Linked DNA regions of Homo sapiens: region 1 is linked to region 2. The links are chromatin loops, found by intact Hi-C in ENCODE. Cell type or tissue: psoas muscle. All regions are shown on one strand.

Region 1 (8,000 bases), 1.1 Mb after region 2:
GGTCGAGGTGGGCAGATCACGAGGACAGGAGCCTGAGATCAGCCTGGTCAACATGGTGAAACCCTGTCTCTACTAAAAATACAAAAATTAGCTGGGTGTGGTGGTGCGTGCCTGTAATCCTAGCTACTCAGGAGGCTGAGGCAGGAGAATCACTTGAACCCAGGAGGTGGAGATTGCAGCGAGCCGAGATCGCACCACCACACTCTAGCCTGGGCGACAGAGTGAGATCCCGTCTCAAAAATAAATAAATAAATAAACAAACAAATACTTGGATGAACTAGCTAACTATGGAGACATCAATGCAAAAAAGACAAAGTTCAATTTCTATATGAATTATTCTTAAACTTTTCTCGCCTATGACATAAGAATACAGTACTTCCAAAAATATATGAAATTCAACAGTGCTTACTACAAAAGTTCTACCACACAGCCCAGATTACATGAGCACATAACAAGTAAAAGTATGTCTTACCTTTAGTCCATTCTGTGGGTTCATTAGAAAATTTCTCCCTATGTCATCAAACATAATGGTGTTTTTCTTGCTGTAAAACTCCGAAAACTTTCCCCATATAACACCAAGAGGCTTTACCTTAGAATAAAAGTTTACATTTAACTCAAATTTTATCAATATTTCATCCTGTCTTAAAAGCAGGAATACTGCAAACTGCCCTGCAGAACAATGCCAAAGTGTTCCTTTCCCCCTGTAAGACAGGTGTGAGCTAATCATTAAATGCAACCCACTTTAAAGCACAATGCATTTTGCAATATTAAAACTTCTGAAAGGTTTGTTCATGTCCAACTGAACTAAACCCATTATAAAACTTTCCATAATTTTAACGTGAAGATTTTGGGTAAAATAAATAAATTATTTAATTTTTTAAAAATCCAAAGTAATTGTTTAGATGTCTGCTATGCAGTCACATGACTTCCTTGGTTAACACATTCCTTCTCAGAGCTTGGGAGTCACATGGAGTCTGCTTTCAAAACTAGAACACCCTAGTCAAAAAAAAACTGTATTTGGCTTTTTCAATTAATAATTTGAATATTTTATAGAGGAAAAACTCGTTTTGTCTTTAACTCAGTGGCACAGGTGCATAATTTCTAGGGAATTTGATTGCTTAACTTCGGAAGCACCATATTTTACAAATTCTTACTCTTATTTCTGAATTCTTAAACTGAAGCTTCAAATAAATAATTTCTTATATAGTCTTACCTGTTGGTATTTGTGTAAAGTCTCTGTAAGACCACACAGGAAATAACACTGATTGTGGCTAGGTACCAGGTGAAAGATGACTTTTCATTATGTACTTTACTATTTTTTTAGTCATGCAAATGTATTACACATTCAGAAAATTTTTTAAATTTCTAGAAAATTACTTTTGCTGAAGACAGAAGTCTTACGGTATTATGAGAACAGAATGTAATAATAAATATATGAGATTAAGTGGTAAGAAATAAATAGTGATAAAAGTTGTAACTTAAAAATTTTTTTCCTCCTATAATTTAATTTGGAGAAAGCTTTTTCCTTCCTATTGTCTTGCCTATTACAAAAAATGTTAATGAAATATTTTAATTTACTAAAATTTTACTTTCCTGATTTTTTTTTGCTACTGATCTTGTTTACTACCGAAATAGAAACCGCCCCCTACTCCCCCCACGAAATGAAGACAAATATATAAGAATTAATACAATAAGCCATATTTTGTGGATTTTTAGCTAACAAAAGCCTCAAGAAATATGACAACAGAGGTCATTTTTTATGACATCCAGAATAAAAATCCTACATCCTCTTAAAAAGTGCTGTCATTTGTTAATTAGGTCAAGCACCTATGTTCCCCAAAACACAAACTACTTTGCTCTCAATTAGAAAAGTAATATTGCTAACTACAGAAAAAAAACATGAAAATACTGAAAAGCATAAAGGAAAATTTTAAATCAATAATCTAGTCAGTACCAAGGGCAACAACTCAATATTCTGATACATTGACTCCAGGCATTTTTATAAACAAGAGCAGCCTCAGAGAGTTGACAGGTTCTTTGTTAAATTAAGGGTAATCCTGAACCAAACAAAGGTTAAGAACTATTTTCTAACGGCTTACAACAGTGTTCTCTAAAATACTTCTTTCACTTAAATGTGTCATGAAAATTTCTAAATCATTACATATCCTACTACATCAAATGACGAGCTACAGTCCCTTATATGGGTAGCAGTAATTTATATATCCAATGCCCTATTGCTGGATATTGAGGATTATTTTTATTCCTTTAATTTTTCACTGTTATAAAACATGTTTAACATTTCCCTAAGTAATTTTTAATGTTAAGATTTTGTAAATGTATTATTTTACTTTAGTATATAGTAAGTTATCTTTTTCTCGATACATGCAGTATTTCCTTTATAGAACAAGTCCCCATGCCCTTAAATCATTCTATTTATGGTTTTGATAATTTTAATACTGTCTCCCCTAAGGTTTCCTCGTATCCTAAGTTCTCCTCAATTCCTATTAGTTTGGGTGCTTTTATTTTACTTTATTTTGTTGAGACAGAATCTTGCTCTGTCACCCAGGCTGGAGTGCAGTGGCTCAATCTTAGCTCACTGCAACCACCGCCCCCTGGGTTTGAGCAATTCTCCTGCCTCAGCCTCCTGAGTAGCTGGGATTACAGGCATGCATTATCCAGCCCAGCTAACAGTTTGGGTGCTTTCAAATGATATGGACTGTGTCTCACTCATCTCTTTATTCCCAACAGTGCCTATCACAGGGCCTTCCAGACAGTAGATACTTAATAGTATGAGTAGTTACTTGATGAGTAAAATAACTGGTTAGCCAAACCCTTTTCTCTGATTGTTCTTGTTGCTATTCTTCAGCATCATCCCAAAGTACATGCATCATGATGCATCTGCTTTTATTACCAGTTTCAAACAGGGCAGGGTGAGTGTTTTCGCTTGTTTCTAGTATCTTCCTTGATAATATTCAGTATTTTTCTCACCTACTCTGCCCAGTAACATTGTGCTGTCATCAACACAGGTCAATTACCCACAATCACAAGTTCCTTTCTTGACAGTCCTACTTCAAGATCCCTAATTTTATCATTAAAATTCAAATCTTTTAACCTTGGCTGGGCACAGTGGCTCACGCCCATAATCCCAGCACTTTGGGAGGCCGAGGCAGGCGGATCACGAGGTCAGGAGATCGAGACCATCCTGGCTAACAACAGTGAAACTCCGTCTCTACTGAAAATACGAAAAAATTAGCCGGGCGTGGTGGCGGGTGCCTGTAGTCCCAGCTACTCAGGAGGCTGAGGCAGGAGAATGGCGTGAACCTGGGAGGCGGAGCTTGCGTGAGCGAGATTGCACCACTGCACTCCAGCCTGGGCGGCACAATGAGACTCCATCTCAAAAAAAAAAAAAAAAAAAAAAAAAAATCTTTTAACCTTAAATACATTTTCCTATGTCAAAACTCAACCACTTTATTATTCACTCAGATGAATCTCTACACTATTTACTCCATAGGTATAAACATAAAAAGTACACTGGAAAATAACCATGGTGTCATTAAATAGAAATAAAATGACTTCTTACGTCTATTAATCCTCTCCTTGGAGTATGTACTGTTATCATAGCAGCACTATCCAACATGAAAGTAATCTTATAATTTGCATTTGTGCTCACTCCCAGCTCCTATAAACACAAATATTTGTGAGGTTAAAACATAGTAGTGTGGAAAATTTCAGATTTTCTGAATATTCTAGCTGCAATTTCTCATAATGCCAACTTTCTACACCACTGGCCACTACATCTTGCTAAACAACTAGGAAGTATTTTAGTTTCACTTAGCCAAGTCAATAAATGGTAAACCAAGGAAAATAGAAATAGATTACTTCCTAATTTACCATTTTAGGAGAATACTGACTCTTTAAGTATTGCACACTAGAGCAAAAGAAGGAAAATAAAGTATTATTGTAAAATGAGGAAGAATGTGGGGGAGGGGACAAGCTTAGTTATACTTTTTCTTAAAAAAGACTTAGGGATTCAGTACAATCCACTTATTAAACACACTTTAAAAACACCTCTACTCCCAATAATGGCATTTATCTATCTACTAAGTGCCCTCCAGTAAGAATAAAATTAATTCAGTTCTAGAACTTTTAACAAGACAAATGCAGTTTGAAAATATTTTTAAATGGATTGCTTTCTAACACTTACTTTCATTTTAGCTTCAATCCACTTCATATTTGTTGCAGCTAAAACACGAGGAATGATAATACAATACATATGAAAAGCTTGAATTTCTTTAAAAAAAATCTGTATAAGTAAGTTTTCTAAGCAAAACTAAAAGTTTAAATGCATCAGAATTAACAGTCCCTAGCATACTTATGGTAATTTTCTTTTAAATATTGATAAAAGTAAACTTACTGCAGTGTGTCTTCAAGACAGAATAAATTTTAAACAACTTTTATCTGTAAGATACAGGTAATCCATGCTCAAAAGAACTCTGAACCTAGGAAATTTATAAATCAAGACCTAAACTCTCTTTTTAAATCAGCCCTGACACTCTATCAATTCCAAACTTAAACTTGGGTGCCTGGATCACTTTTTTCCATGTTCCTACTTCTAGGCAATGCACAGGTATACATAGTGTCAATATAAGCATATTGTTATGTGTCAAAAGTTTATGTTGAAAACCAGCTAGTCAGGTTCAGTGAAAATCTGCATTTTGTCAGTCTCAGCAAATTAAAGCTCACTGAGTCTAGCAGCTTCTAACAAGAAATGAGACAAATTCATGAAGTATACCTGCATCATGTATCTGCTCATTGTCAGACATTAACCAGCTTTGAGATCATTAATACTAAAATTAAATCCTCATCTTTATGTGCTCTCCTGGTTTACTGGACTAAACTATACAGGTATAACCAAGTAAAATGTTTAAAAAGAGAAAAAGCAATTTAATTATTTGAAGTGTGTGTGTGTGTGTGTGTGTGTGTGTGTGTGTGATTTTTAAAAGCAAAAGAGGAACCTGAGTTCTCAAAATAAAAAATCTTCAGCATGCACACATACAAAAAAACAGAAGAATCACCTTACACGTACAAAACTGGTCAGTTGAGCTAAAATTTTAAAGACTATTGTATCTCCAATGAAAATAATCATAAGATAGAAAAAAATTTTAATCCGGTACTTACTTTGTATCTGTAATTATCAGACGAAAAACAAAAAGACCCACAGCTAATAAAAAGTTTCTAATTATTAAGTAACTATATGTCAGACATAGTACTAGTTGCTATATTGATACTTCTATTCTTACAACTAACCTGTAATATGTATTTAGATATCTTCATTTCTCAAGTGAGGGAACTAAGGCTCAGAAAGATTAAGTGACCTGTCCAGTGTCACACAGTAAGAACAGAGCCAGAATTAAAATCCTAGTCTATTTAGCTCCAAAGTGAAGTACTCTTTTCAATGAACTACCACAAAATATCACAGTTTATAAAAATAATTTAAATATACTATTGTAAAAGGTTCTCAAATTTTATAAGTCTAGTTTAATAACATTTAAAGGATAAACTTTTTTCTCAAATATCATCTTAGATGTCAAAGTTGCTAAACAAACCAGCAAGCTTTCTTCACCTTATCTTACTAAACCAGAAAATTATATATTTTGACAATAATTTTAATCTTAACAGCTGTGAACTCACATGGAACTCACATATCACAAACAACGGAAGTACTCTGATTATAAGGAAAAATACAAAATGAATTTACAGACTGCAACAACTAACATAATTTCTCTCAAAGACCTAGTACAATGAAATGTAGCACCTTTACTTGATGGGACTTCATTTAATTCAGTCAGGATAACTCTTCTCTGCTTATGACATTGCCAAGAGGCAACTTTAAATATTTGTGGGGAGGAGGGATGTAAATCAATGCATTGCTTCATTTTCCAAGAAAATCTTGCTACCAAAAAACGTTAATTGAACTGAATAGTGTGCTTACGATTACAGTATATTTACTTCTTGGAACAAACTCAGTATCTTATCACAGACCTGTACATTCTTGAAATGGTCCGCAGACCACAATTTCAATGTCACTGGCTTTAGTCCACATATTAATTTTTCCTTAAGTAATTCAAGTTGCCTTTATTTCCAGAGAACTATATCACTGTGATTTTGTTTTAAACACCTTTTTCCAAGTATTTTAAAACTGGAGTCAGGAAAAAAGGAGAAAAGAAAAATATTCTGAAGCATCAAGAATTTCACAGCAAAGATCAGAAGGAAAGGCTGGGCACATTGGCTTATGCCTGTAATCCAGCACTTTGGGAGGCCAAGGCAGGAGGATCACTTGAGCCCAGGAGTTCAAAACCAGTCTGGGCAACACAGCGAGACCCTAAAGATATGTGCCTAGTTAAAAAAAAAAAAAATCAGAAGGAAAAACTTCAAATCAAGGTGGGGTCATTGGGAAAATTAGTCATTTTTATTCTTACACTATAATGTACTCATGTCCTATAGTTAAATTAACTATCTCACTGGTATTTGGCCAATATATGTTTAAGTTTATATTGTGATACATGCTTCATTTTAGAAATTTGCTAAAAAATGAAAACTATTTCATATTTAAACACAGGTCATTTTAAGTCACATTTTATACAGCACAATAATATATGGAACAACCTATTTCCACGGAAATCTAAACAAAAAAATACAGCTTACACCAAATAACAATGTCATAATCTTCATAGGCAGATGTTAGAAATTCATGAAGATATGGCCGCATTAATTCTACCCCAGTCTCTGCACAAGACCTGTGGTCTAAAAGAAAATTGATCATAAATAATTATTAGTTTACCATCATGAACAAGTACCTAATACCAATTATTATTAAATGTAATATATTACGAAATGCAAACATAAACATTTCATTGCAAACTGCTTCAGACTGAATTACGTTGGCTGACAAAAAGATGTCTTTCAAAACACAATTTAAAATCCTTAAGATCCAATTTTAGTCGATCAATTTTGTTCAATTTGCAAAAAGCAATACTGAAAATTCAGGCTTAAGTAGTAAACTGAAAATTTTTTTCTCACCTAGTCTCTAAAGTTTAGATGTTATTTTTTAATAATGAAAAACAAACTATGTCCACTTATACTCACCTTTAGTCATCTACCTTGCAGATATAATCACATTTCATCAAAATGACAGGCCAATTAACCAATTAATTAAATTTTTAAAAACTGTACATTAACTTATGTTTTAGGTTTAGGGTTAGAAATAAATTCCAGTATCAGAAGTTAACTATTTCTTGCCAACATTAGACATAAAAGGAACATCTTTCTTTTTCAATGAACACAAAACATTTTTTTCTTTCTTTTTTTTTGAGACAGGGTCTTACTCTGTCACCCAGGTTGGAGTGCAGTGGCACTCCATAGCTCACTGCAGTCTTAATCCGGGCTCAAGTGATCCTCCCACCTCAGCCTCCTAAAGTAGCTGGGACTAGGTGCATACCACCACATCCAGCGAGTATTTTTAGTTTTTATTAGAGATGAGGTCTTGCTCTGTTGCCCAGGTTGATTTCCAACTCCTGAGCTCAAGCAATCCTCCCACCTCAGCCTTCCAAAGTGCCAGGATACATATGTGAGCCACTGCACCTGGCCTACATGAGAAATTTTAAATTCAAGAATCTGCTTGAATATAACTAAACAGAAAACTAGTGATAAAATATCAAACATAATTTTTAAAATATTCCTTATAAAAAATTATTTATAATCAACAGGGAATAACATGGTTAAATGATGATGCATCCATAAACTAGAATACTTTCTGGCCAAAAAAATAAAAAAATATATATACACACACACACATATATATATATCATTCATAATAAACAATATTTTACTGAGAAGATGTTCAATGTGTTATTAAATAAAAGATTTAGAGGAGATCCATACAAACAGTCTAAAAGATATATATCAAATTACTAAGAGTGGTCATCTTTGGGTATCAGGAT
Region 2 (8,000 bases):
GTAGCTTGACAGTAGAAGGGCTGACTCCAAAGCTCTTTCAGGCAATCTGCGTTTTTGATAGAGCAGTTCATATTCAGTGGGGTGTGTTGGTACTCTGCCACTTTTGAAGAAAAGACATCTGATGTAGAGCTGTGATACACATTTTATTCCTCTCACTATAGGCACTGAACGCAGAGGAGGCCCGCCTTCTTCATGTCAAGGAGACCATGCAGATTGATGAGAGGAAGCGGCCTTACAATAGCATGTATGAAACTCGAGAACCTACTGAAGAGGAAATGGAGGCATATAGAATGAAACGTCAGAGGCCAGATGACCCCATGGCCTCTTTCCTTGGACAGTAGCAACTAGTCAGAAGACCATCCAAGATAGATGCAGCTGATACATTCTTTTCAGCTTCTTATTGATGATTGTAGATAGAAAAATCCTTGTTTATTCTTCTTGCTGCCTGGCTTTAATAAATATTTCAGATGCCTCACAGTAAGTTCACTCCTTTCCATACTGAGGAAACAAGAAAAGAAGAAGAGGCACATGAAGTGTGCTTTTGGGAATAGAATTTAAAATTGGATTAAGATTTTATTTCCAGTTTTTTTTATTTATTTATTTTTTTTTTTGAGACGGAGTCTTGCTCTGTCGCCCAGGCTGAAGTGCGGTGGCGCGATCTCGGCTCACTGCAAGCTCCACCTCCCAGGTTCACGCCATTCTCCTGCCTCAGCCTCCCTAGTAGTTGGGACTACAGGCGCCCGCCACCATGCTCAGCTAATTTTTTGTATTTTTAGTAGAGACGGTTTCATCGTGTTAGCCAGGATGGTCTCGATCTCCTGACCTTGTGATCCACCCGCCTCAGCCTCCCAAAGTGCTGAGATTACAGGCGTGAGCCACCGCGCCTGGCCTATTTCCAGTTTTATGTGAGTCATGTAAAAAAGCCTTGGCTCTCTACCTATTAAGAATGTCTCTTTCTCTGTATTTATTAAGCTTCAAACTTTATTGCTTCGATTTTTGTGGCCCTATATTTAGTATTAGCACACCTTGGTTTTGAGAAAAAAACAGGGCTTTGTTTTTTTAAATAATTACTAGCAACTCTGTGACTACATTTATTTTTATTTTTTTTAGAGACAGGATCTTGCTATGTTGCCCAGGCTAGAGAGCAGTGGCTTTTCACAGACAAAGTCATAATGCCCTGCAGTCTTGGGCTCAAGCGATTCTCTCTTCCTTGGCCTCTGGAGTAGACTAAATGTGTTAGTCTTTGAATGGAAAACAACTATTTTCTCATCATTGGGTCAATATTGACTGATCAGTAGTAGGTCTTTTACCATTCTGGACATAAGTCTAGGTGTAGAAATCCTTTCCTTTATCATAGAGGATATGGTTTACATTACCGTTTGTTTTCATTGTGATTGCCCCTATGTAACAATCATGAATATTAGATTTTTTAAATTGTAGAATATCCTAATATTTATAGCCAGCAGCTGTTACTTTGTTTGTAAAATTTGCAAAAAAACAAAACCTGAAGTTGGTTTATTGAAAGAATTATAAGGATAGCTTCTAGGGATATTAGTAATAGATTGCCATGATCCTGAAGCCTCTTCTCAGAACACTGTGAAGATAATACTGACAGTAGAATCAGTGAAAACAGCCTAACAAAACCTCTGACATCAGTATATCAACTTTTAACAGCCCACTCACTGGCTTTTCTAAACTACCAAAAACCACCTGTAGGATACTGCATTAAGTCAGCATCTCAGAAACAGTGGTGTGAGTAACTGAGTCAAATTGTCAAGTACTTTGGATATACATAGTGTCGAGCTTTAGATTGGTATGAAATTAAACAGCAATGCAAATAGATTTAATTCCTATTTACTTTAAGAATGAAAAACAATGTTCATTTTCCTACCTAAACAGGGTGGTTCAACATAAAGGCTGATGTTGTGTCCGTTTTGTATTTTATCTTTTGTTAAAGATACATAAATGACAATACTTAACTGTGAGTGGTTTGTAGCATTATTTCTAATATTTGGCAGAAAAGTTGTTTATGGGACAGGGAGGGGAACCTGGATTAGCTTCTGTGAGTTTAAGAAAATTTCAGCATCTTGTCACCTAACCTTTCTGGACCTCTTTCCCTCTTCTATGAGGCCTGGTTTACTTAGATTTAGGAAGAATTCTGTAATATCCAGAATCATGTCTTCTGTTTTATTTTGGAAAAGTAATGCCTAGCCAGCCTGGCCAACATAGCAGAGCCCTGTCTCTATGAAAAATACGAAAATTAGCTGGGCATGGTGGCACACGCCTATAATCCCAGCTACTCAGGAGGCTGAGGCATGAGAATTGCTTGAACCCGGTTCAAGAAGTTACAGTGAGCTGAGATTGCGCCACTGCTCTCCAGCCTGGGCAACAGAATGAGACCCTGTCTCAAAAAAAAAAAAAAAAAAAAAAGAAAAAAACATAATGCCTAGGACATTACTCAGATTGAGCTTTGATTTTATTATCTCAATAATAGCTGCCTTTTGAGTGCGAGAATTATGTACTGTAATTGTCATAATGTTATCTCCTTCCTCAAAAGAATTTCATGGGGTAATGGATGATATGTAAGTTTTACAAAAAGCACATGGAATTAACTCCAAGTAACCTGCACAAATCCTAACCGTTGGAGTCAGGACATGAAGCTAGCTGTGGGATTCTGAAGCCTACCCCTTTCTCTAGTATTGAAGGCCCTAATTTCTTGACCAACAAGGCTGGTCTTTAGCAGTTTCTTCCATCCACAAAAAACTTCAGCAGCCCGTCAATATTTACCAGGCTCACCCTTAACACCTGAAAATGATGTATCTGGCCCACATTCGTTGACGCCCCACCACTCCTCACACACACTAGTCTTATGGAATGCTTCTAACAAGATTGTACAAAAATGAGTAAACTCATTAAGTTTATAAGAATTCTGGAAAGACCCCCAAACAGGAAAGGGCTATATTCCGGTTTCTTTCAACAACGTTTCCTAGTTTCTACTTGGGATTTTTCTCTAAAACCTCTCTAATATGGGTTTATTTCTTTGAAATCATGTTGTTGAAAGAATTTAAAATAAAAATATTTCAGATATATGATGATGACATGGAAATTCATCCCTATGCTCCCACTTACGGAAAGTGGGATCAGCTTGCATAGGCAACAGTACACAAGCTATGGAAGCTCATCCTCCACTGCTGAAATGTCTAATCTGAAATTACAATGAGCTTCCTTCTCTTTTTCTCTCATTTATTCCACATGGAACATGGCAATTATCAGGCGTTTTATCTCCAAGCTCAAAGCCCGACACAATATAAAAGTTTAAGTGCTCTGCATGTTAAAAAGAACTATGTGGAGTTTACAGCCCCTTCCATTCCTGAAATTGTACAGTTCATCCTCTCTGGCAGACACAATAAACAAACGATTTCTTGTTCCACGTACACAATCTTAAAAAAAAAATTGGGAAGGGCTAGCGCGCATGCTCAATACTCAAGCCAGCCAGCCCATCCCACAGCCCTTTGCTACTGCGCCTGCGTGTGGGAGACGCCTCTCCCAGTTTGCGGGCGGGAAGCACCCTGGAGAACCCGGATGGAACCCGGGCCTGGCTGAGGCGGAGGTTGTTGCGGATGCTTCTCTCTCCAGGCGCACCGCAGATTCCTGCCCGGGGGTTGGACCCGAGGAACCGCCGTCTCTACTGGTTCCGACGGCCAGAGGCTGGGCCCTAGGCTGAGCGGAGAGTGGGACTGGAGCCTGAAACGGGCGCCTAAAAGAAGCCCGTGCATCCCATAGGCCTGCGCCTCAGGCTTGGAGACGGGCGGGCGGAGACCGCGCTGAGTCTTTTTTTTTTTTTTCCTAGCAGCTGGCGTTCTTATCTCACCCGGGAGGCTGTAAAAATCTCCGTCCTTAACAGTAACACCATCAGGTCCTATCAGTTAAGAGCTGCTTGTTATTTGCATGCATTCTTATAATTAAATCTCCTAACAACCCTGTAAGGTAGGTACTGTTATCCCCTCTGGAGGAACTGAGGCTTGGAAAGGTCCCATCCTGTAAGTGACAAAGCCACGATCCCAGGCGTTTGCCCCTGGAGCGTCTGCCCAGCCACCAAGTTCCTGCCCCCATTCTCCTGGCTATTGATTTTAACTGTAAAATGTAATGGTTAAATGCTCTGCCTCCCCAGACACCTGCGCCTATCATGATCTTGCATACGCAGTGGCTAGAAAGAAGTTGAATTGTATTTGGTTTGGAGTTTTAGGTTTACAGCTGCACTTTGGTGTTTTCACTGCTGGAATATATATATATTAGCATTCCCTAAATATTTGTTTTGTGAGTGTTCACTTTTAACTGATTTTTCTCATTTGTAATACTTTTTCATATCTACCCTTCATAAACTTGCAAAAACATTTTACTTTGTTATATCAGATCTTTCATTAAGCATCTGAAGATAATCTCTCAAAAGAATCATGCTTAAAATGAGTGATATCTATCTTAAGATAATGCTTTTTATCTTTTTATTATGGAAAGTTTCCAAAATACATTAAAATAGAACGGTGTAATGATGTATACCCATCATCCAGCTTCAAGAGTTACCAACTTAAGGCCAGTCATTTCTTTTATCTCCACCCCGCTTTGTGCATGTTTGTGAGTGTGCTGAAGTACGTATTTCAAAGGAATCCCAGACATCTTATTTCACTTGTAAATAATTGTCTGTATCTAACAAATGAGGACTTTTTAAAAACACAACCACAATACCATTATCATGCCTGTTTAACAATATCTCCTTATCATGATGCTTTTTAATGTTTACGTTTTTTAGGATATTGTAATTCCTAAATACCACAAAAGCGCAAGTGCAAATTGTGAGGTTCTAAAACACAAGCCTCTTGGGCAGTAAGTTCATCTTTGAGGCCCTTGAAAATTCTTGCCACCTGTTCTCCCTTTTTGAGGGTTATGGAGAAGAATACTTTAAATTGATTTTCCTAAAACTGTTCAAAACAGATAAATTTTAAATTAAAATATACTTGAGAGACATAGTCAAGGTGGATAGGAATGGACTCTTAACAGATCTTGTAATGATTTCCAGTTTGTTTTGTTTTTGAGACAGAGTCTCACTCCGTCACCCAGTCTGGAGAGCGCAGTGGCATCATCTCGGCTCACTGCAACCTCTGCCTCCCAGATCAAGCGATTCTCCTGCATCAGCCTCTCCAGTAGCTGGGATCACCATGCACAGCTAATTTTTGTATTTTTAGTAGAGACGAGGTTTCGCCAAGTTGGCAGGGCCAGTCTCAAACTCCTGACCTCAGGTGATCCGCCTTCCTCGGCCTCCCAAAGTGCTGGGATTATGGACATGAGCCACCGTACCCAGCCTTTTTTTGAGACAGAGTCTGGCTGTGTCACCCAGGCTGGAGTGCAGTGGCGTGATCTCAGCTCACTGCAATGATCTCAGCTCACAGCAACCTCTGCCCCCTGGGTTCAAGCGATTCTCCTGCCTCAGCCTCCCGAGTAGATGGGACTACAGGCATGCGCCACCACACCCAGCTAATTTTTGTATTTTTAGTAGAGACAGAGTTTCACTATGTTGGCCTGGCTGGTCTGGAACTCCTGACCTCAAGTGATCTGCCCGCCTTGGCTTCCCAAAGTGCTGGGGTAGCAGGCGTGAGCCACCGTGCAGGGCCCCTCTTGTAATGATTTCTAATGTGACTAAAAACATTTTCCTTTATTCCCTCTTCCTCCCCAAATATTACATGATAAATATACATTAATAGAATACAGAAAAATAAGCATTTATGGTAATGTCATAATTTTATCGTCATTAATTAGAAGTGGTTCTAAGCAAAAGTGGTCATGTAGTCTCATTACTTGACAAAAGAAGTCTTAAGATCAGCTCTTTAAACTTCAGGTTGTCTTTTTTGATTGGCAGACATCCTCCAATTTAACAGGCTCATAACAACCTTGTAACAGCTCAGCTTATTTTATTGGAGTACACTTTACAACTAGTTCATCTTGGTAGATCCACTTGAAAGCTAATGCTTTAAGTGGATATTCTTGGCTTGTGATTTTTCTTTTAATGTCCAAAGTGGGCATTCAGATTTAAATGTGTACCTGTTACTTTATTTCAGCCACATTCTCTGGCACAGAACTTTGGAAACTTTGGGGATCACTTACTTATCTTGGAGATAGAATGTTTTCTAAGGTATATTTGAGCCTACCTGTGGATTATGCCTTTACTCGTTGCTAAAGGGAGAGAAAGAGAAAAGATATGGCTTTCATTTTAGGTTTCAACTTTCATAGGAGGCTGTCATCAACTCAGAAAATGTAGAAAATTTAAATATCTATTAAAGCATTGGGACCATTCACTTAGAAACCTAGAATATTTGTTAGCTAAGGATTGGTTTGAAGGATACGTTTTTATTCCCCTAAGCCTGACTACTTAACCAGGTTGTGTTTCAGGACTGCCTGAACAACATTATTTCATATTCTTTTGTTCTGCTTCTGGAGAAGATATGTATTAGTTCTAAGGTAGTGCAGGGACGTGTATATTTTGAAAGGGTTTCCCAGTGATTGTGATGATATGGTGTCTCTTGTCACAGATCACTGTTCTAGTTACTATTTATAAGAATTATCTAAAATACTTACAATACAGATTCTAGGCCCCCACTCCATAGCTGGAGAATCAGAATCTCTATGGGTAGGGCCTTCTACATCCTGTCTTTGGGTTAAACCAAACCTTAGGAATGCTGCTTATTTTGTGTATGTGCATGTGTGTGTTCTTGACTGCTTTCCCTTAGAGGTATTTAGGTGGAAAAGCATCATGAAATTCGTTATTTTACTTAAGAGTGTTCTCCTATGAGAGGGATTTTTCTGAAGTCTCGGTAACAAGAATAGTTGTGTTTCCCCTGAGCAAGTTGTTTTGCTTTTTTTTTTTTTTTTTTTTTTCCACAGAGACTTGCTCTGTCGCCCAGGCTGGAGTGCAGTGGCATGATCTTGGCTTAGTAGCTGGGACTACAGGCGTATGCCACCATGCCCAGCTAATTTTTTGTATTTTTAGTAGAGATGGGGTTTCACCATATTGCCCAGGCTGGTCTCGAACTCCTGAGCTCAGGCAGTCCACCCACCTCAGCCTCCTAAAGTGCTGGGATTACAGGCATGAGCTACCACGCCCGACCATTTTGCTTTTTTATATGGACACTATGAATCATGGACTGATAGTGTGTTACACTTAGCAGCAAGGAAGCTCTGAGCCAATTTGTAGCCTACCTTTGCATCAGGGGTGGCTTAATCAGACTTAAAGACCTATTTGAAATTCTCTGCCTAAGTTGGAGTCAAAACTGCTCAAGGTTCAAATAGTATTACAGACCTGTTTAGTCTTTAACTATTAAAAAGAACTACCATGTTCTCACTCATAAATGGTAGCTAAATAATGTGTACACATGGACGTGGATAATGGAGTGATGGGTAAAGGAGACTTGGAAGGGTGGGGTGGAAGAGTGGGGTGGGAGGGAGTAGATGAGAAATAATGAGTACAATGTATGTTATTTGGGTGACGGATACCCTAAAAACCCTCACTTTGCCACTATGTGGTCTATGCATATAACAAAATTGTGCTTGTACCCCATAAATGTATACAATTATTTTAACCTCCATGTCAGAATCCACCCTTCCTTATTTAGTGAATTGCTCCTTTATTCAGTGATTCTTAACTGAGGGTATGCATACATCTTTGGGGCTGAGTGGAAGAAGGTGGTGGTAGTGAGATGCCCTTTCTAGGGATACAAAATGTGCTAGATTTGTTTGTAACATACATTATTGAAAACAAGTTAAGCCATAACTATAATTCACCAATAAAGGACTTACAGGTGTTCATAACTTGTCTAAGCTCAAATCTCCCATATATAACTTGCTGGCAAATCATTTATTCCAGGGCATTAGCTATGAGTTGCTAGCTTTAAGTTGAACTATATCCTGTCATGGCTTACTTCGAATTGACATGCTGCAGGCTGTATCTTGAC

The links. Hi-C counts contacts between places; a loop is a spot of excess contacts. Peaks named below come from ENCODE experiments on the same cell type or tissue, not always from the same donor. Only the 100,000 strongest peaks of a DNase experiment are listed, where the experiment ranks them.
Region 1: a loop joins it to region 2, with 5 times the contacts of the local background. A loop is called at or near these places in 9 of 110 quality-filtered maps.

The regions. Positions count from the first base shown.
Region 1 is chr5:159,270,827-159,278,826 of GRCh38, reverse strand. It overlaps UBLCP1 (ubiquitin like domain containing CTD phosphatase 1), which reads right to left. Exons shown (of 11, transcript NM_145049.5): 6 at 6,706-6,804; 7 at 4,205-4,242; 8 at 3,581-3,679; 9 at 473-589. Among named protein-coding and RNA genes, the nearest start is that of UBLCP1, 12 kb to the right of the region's middle. In psoas muscle, no CTCF peak of the experiment used is centred here; no DNase peak of the experiment used is centred here.
Region 2 is chr5:160,395,626-160,403,625 of GRCh38, reverse strand. FAM200C (family with sequence similarity 200 member C) reads left to right here and starts at 3,572. Exons shown (of 2, transcript NM_022090.5): 1 at 3,572-3,987. SLU7 (spliceosome associated SLU7) reads left to right here. Exons shown (of 16, transcript NM_006425.5): 16 at 162-1,985. The coding sequence ends at 341. RefSeq lists enhancers at 3,883-4,032, 3,926-4,611, 4,931-5,430. In psoas muscle, no CTCF peak of the experiment used is centred here; a DNase peak (open chromatin) is centred at 3,545; H3K4me3 peaks cover 2,138 bases; H3K27ac peaks cover 1,412 bases.